2 separate regions of the Homo sapiens genome follow, and region 1 is linked to region 2. Evidence: chromatin loops called from intact Hi-C (ENCODE). Cell type or tissue: endothelial cell of umbilical vein. All regions are shown on one strand.

Region 1 (2,500 bases), 140 kb after region 2:
GCTCAAATAACTACAATCTGTATGTCCATCTTAATTCCTCTTCCTACTTCCTGAAGAGTGAGTTACTGCTTCTTTAATGAGTTGATTTTTCATCAATTTTTCTAGCTCCAGCCTGACTCATGCAAATAGATAAGAAAGATTATTTGTGACTAAGCTCCTCCACAATTGCATATACACACAGTGCCAGCCAAGCCATTATTGTCTCAGAAAGGATGTTATTTCTGTCCCAGCAAATGACACTATTTGTGTTAGTCTACTTTTTTTTTAACAATGTCCCCACAAAACCATCCCACCAAGTGGGTCCCTTTTGCTATGTGCACGCTTGAATCCTTCCCAGGTGGTACCTTTGTGTGTGCTATTCCTCCTGCCTGAAGAAACTTGTCCCTTAGTCTCTCCCACCCAAATCTTGCCTGTCCTTCAAGGACCATTTAGCTGAGGTCAGAGACCTGACTATTTCAGGCAGAAAACAGTCTTTGACCTTCAAGCACATATTGGCCATACCTCTCATTTGAAATCATCTCACATTTCACTTTGTGCTGCCATTGAACTAGTTCATCTGTGTTGTCTACCCAACTAGATAAAGGTTCCTTGAAGATGAGGCCCTTATATCCACAGTGTTTTACATGTCAGCAGTACTTAAAATATTTTATTGATAAAATGTATGAATACTTATTCCATATAGTAGGACTGGATATAAAATGGGTGTGTAATATCTGTTGAATTAAATAAATTTCAGATTTTCAAAGTCATATAGAGTAGTTCTTCTTGGGTAATAAATCCCTGTCATGATTTCAAGGTTCTTAATTGTCTTATTCTCCTTTCCTCTGTCACATCTCTATAGACCATGAATGTGAATCACTAAATCTTGCTGGATTTCAAGTTTTCACCTCTGTTTAAGAGTACTTTGATAATGCAGCTCCCCATTTATATTATGCATTATTAATATACTTCAGGAAAAGGCTGGATTATCCTGCAAAGTATGTAATCAGAGTAATATGAAAAGCAACAAAATTGATAAAGATATTGAAAAACTTTGTTCCTGGTGAAATTGAAAAACTAATTGAAAACTATGACTCAGCTGTCTGCATTTTTTCCTGATTTAGCAAAGCAGCACAAAATGTACAGCAGCCATGGATAAACTCTTAATGCCCTTCAAGGTAATGAGTAACTACGTGTGACTAAGATGGAATTAGGAGAAAGTCTCAGACATTGAAAAAACACAGTTCCCATGTCTGGTTAGTTCTGAATACTCCCAGTTCTGGGAAAGATTATCATATCATATGCTTGAGTGACATCGGCATTCTTATTTGTCAACGAGAACCTGGAAGGAACAGTTATTGTCTTTAATTTAAAAGTAACTACAGTGATAAAATTCAGGGATCTGTAAATTCCTTGGGCTCCCAGAGGATCTTCCTCTCATACATTCACCCTTTCTCAGGTCTTTTCATATTTTCATCAAGTTCTGTTTGTGAAGTCAGCAAACACCGGGACAGTGAATGTTGGCAAAGCAGAACATTCCTTTGGGGTCTGGGTTTTCAGGTCCTTAAAGAATAGATTGAGCAGGCAGTTTTCATGAAAATAGTGCTCAGGCTTACCTTTAAGTAAAACAAATTAAATTCCAGTGTGAAGACTGTTATCAGAAATCCCCAAGCCCAACCCAGCTCCTGAACTCTCTGTACCGCTGCCATGGATATTTCAGACAGTAAACAGAACTTTTAGCCACTTTAATTCACTATACCTGCCTTGGGCTATTTTAAAGTTATTTGACTTCTAGCCTGTGGAATTGGCTATGGTTTGCTTTCAAAAGCTGCTTTTTAAGTATCCGAAACCAACTGATTGCTCTAGCAGATTCTCTCCAATCTTCCTGCAGTACCCACACATGTCAGAGAGAAAAAGAGAGGTGCCAGTGCCCCTTCCCCCTCCTGTAGGATAAGCCACTCTCCTAACACTTTGGTCACCACCCTGATGCAGGCCACCTGCATCCCAATCTGGTAAGAGGCTTCTGGTTTCCATAGTTGTCGCCCAGGAAGCTTGGAGCCTCCTCTTTCCTCGATCTCTACATCCAATCAATCAACGAGTCCAGTCAGCTCTACCTCCAAAGACCCCAAATCTGTCTATGCTCTCCAAGTTGGATCTGGTCACCCTGGCCCCATCACCATCCTGCCAGATCAGACTCCTGCCTGGTCTTCCTGCTGCCTCTCTTGAGCCACTTCAACCCCTTCCTCCCACAGCAGCCTAAGTTCTCTTTTTTGAACATAAACCAGATTATGTTACTCCCCTGTTTCAAATTCTAATTGCTTCCCATTATGTAAAAAGCAGAAAAAGCCTCCCCTTTTCCTGGACTCCATCATCAGAGCTCACCAAGCTCACCCCTGCTCCTTGCCCAAGCTGCTATTCTGCCTGGAGTCCTCTTTCCTCTGACCTTTGCTTGGATGACTTCTCCTGCAATCTGATCTCGACTTGTCACTGCCTCGGGGAGGCCTGACCTGGTTTCCTGCTC
Region 2 (2,500 bases):
TTTTTGTAGAGTCAGGGTCCTGCTATGTTATTCAGGTTGGTCTCAACCCCCTGGGCTCAAGTGATCCTCCCACCTTGGCCTCCCAAAGTGCTGGGATTACAGATATGAGCCACCACCCCTTTTATTCTTAATGACATGTCATTTGTATTCAGCTCACTCAGCCATCCACCCCCTCTGTGAAGCCTTCCTCAACCTTTTTGTCCCCTGTCTTTTCATCCTCCCTCCTCCCTGATCTTCCCTTGGTTGAACTCTATTTTTAGAAACTGTACTGTACTACACCATTATAAGCAATGCAATTAAGGGTAGCTAAGGCTGGGAACCCACTCTTAAAAGCTTTTCCTTTCTGATGAATGCATTCTCTGGCAAGGAAATTTTGAAATCATTGCCTTAGTCCCCTTACTTTCTCTTTTGGCCCTCTAGTTTTGTGGTGATTAATTTAAATTTAATGTCTTCAGTCTGGTATCTTCATATTCACACACCCATACCCCTTATAAATGCTGTTACAAAAACTAGATGGAACAAATTGCACAAAAACTCTTGTGTGTTTCCTGGCCCAGAGTTCTCAGTGGGCAACTTGGCGAGTCGCTGGAGTTCTTAGAAGAACTTTTGAAGGAAATAGAACAATTGGGCTGATAAGCATTCAGGAGCACAGAACCAACCCTTAAAAGATACTTGAATGATAAGGAATCTAATGTCTTGATGGGATCTGGAAGGAAATCTCAGTCAGTCATGTTGTATTCAACAATGCAAGTCTTAACTTTAATTCTTTTATCTGAAGCATAAGAAAATGATGGTTTATTCATGAACTTAGGTAAAGAGATTTCTATGTGGAGATTGCAGTTTTACATGCAAGGATCAACTTTGATGGATATCTTTGAGAATTAATTGTGAAACATATTGGGAATTTTTATTTTTAGGTTTTATTGGAATAGTGAAGGTAACATGGGCCCCTCTCCTTTGACAGGCTTAATCCAGCCAAAAAAAAAATTTAATACTCTATTGGTCAGTTTCACAGTCTTGAGAAGCTGCAAAGTTTTTTTCCAAACAAGGAACAGTGAAGATATGAGAACCAGTTTCATTAACTAATTAGCTATGTGATTTTAAGCTTTGATATCCTTGTTATCAAATGGGATTAATTGATTATTTCCTTAACTCCATGGTATGTATAAGTGAGACACACTGGCTGTGTAAAGGGGCCTTACTCTTCATTAATCTAGTAGCTATGTGTTTTTTAACATCCTGGCCTCAGGCATTCCTTCTCTGACCTATCCATAGGAGCAACTGATTCCTGGCCAGTTTCTCACCCCTCTCCAGTTCACCTCCCACATTTAGTTTTGTTTTTCCAGTTCCCTGTGCCAGAACTTCTCTTTCCAGCCACCATTCCCAGCCCTCTCTCAGTCACTCATATGGCCAAAAGGAAACAAAGAAAATGTTCTGACTGTAGTGATAACTGGCCCATGTGGGGGCCCCCCTCATTCCTTTTTGATAATTTATTTAAATTGTTAAATTCCTTTTACATCTTGAAAGCATACAGAGAGGAACTGGTGTATGGAAATAAGTGTAGCAGACATTGTCTTCACATAGTACTCAGTTCATTTCAGGCTTGATCTTATACTGTTTCCCTGTGAAAATGATAATGTTCTGTAAACTTCTGTCTGCTTTCAGGAGCAACTGTAGTGATTATTTTGCTTCTGGATGAAGGAAATAGTTGATGTATTAAACCAACCTGCTGTTTGGGATGGTGGTGGTGGTGGTCGTGGTGGTGGTGGTGGGTGTAGGGGCAACAGGGGTGGGAATGATAACCTTCTTGAACTATAAGGATGAAAACTTTAAAGAAGACTTGAAGAAAATTAAAGGGCAGGTCCTAGCTTTCCTTTCCCTTCAAAACGTACTAGAATTATTAGAGAAGTGGCTAAGTAAGGTGGGGGTGGGAAGAGGAGGACAGCTTCAGCTATAAGATTGGTCAGAGCACTGTTCTTTAGCCTATTAGTAATAGGAAGGAAATGAGACAATAGAATTTTAAATGACAAGTTTTTGTTTTAAAATTATCTTTGCTGCATAGAAATCTATAACAATGTACATGATTACTAATGTATTTTAGTTCACATGTGGTTAATTTTGTAAATGACCTTTAGATTTGTATTCATAGAGGAGAGACTATTTCTCTCTTCTCTATAGGGGGTGATGTGATAGAGAGGGAGATAGTATTACCCTGTGTATAGTTGCCCTGTGCCTGTTGTTGATCCTTTTAGTGTAGGAGGCCCAGTGGGGCTTCTGGCGGGAAGGAGGCATCAGTGTTGTCCATGCAGGAAGTGCTCCCTGATTGCTATCCATAGAGGAAGTCCTCCCTGAATGCTGCCCACACAGGACGTGCTCTCTGAGTGCTGTCCATACGGGAAGTTCTCTCTGAGTGCTGATGAACGCTCTTCCTGATGGTGCCAAACCACTCGTGCAGGAAAGGCTGAGGGTCTAATACAACCACCCCTTTATTCACGAGTGA

The links. Peaks named below come from ENCODE experiments on the same cell type or tissue, not always from the same donor. Only the 100,000 strongest peaks of a DNase experiment are listed, where the experiment ranks them.
Region 1: it touches region 2 in a loop (6-fold over the local background); 2 of 110 quality-filtered maps call a loop at or near these places.

Annotation. Positions count from the first base shown.
Region 1 is chr2:160,227,440-160,229,939 of GRCh38, reverse strand. No RefSeq gene overlaps it. Among named protein-coding and RNA genes, the nearest start is that of ITGB6, 28 kb to the right of the region's middle. RefSeq lists an enhancer at 2,150-2,500. In endothelial cell of umbilical vein, no CTCF peak of the experiment used is centred here; DNase peaks (open chromatin) are centred at 169, 1,179 and 2,479; H3K27ac peaks cover 2,500 bases.
Region 2 is chr2:160,371,615-160,374,114 of GRCh38, reverse strand. The region is part of intron 1 of RBMS1 (RNA binding motif single stranded interacting protein 1); the gene reads left to right. Among named protein-coding and RNA genes, the nearest start is that of MIR4785, 35 kb to the left of the region's middle. In endothelial cell of umbilical vein, no CTCF peak of the experiment used is centred here; DNase peaks (open chromatin) are centred at 674, 1,364, 2,134 and 2,184; H3K27ac peaks cover 2,500 bases.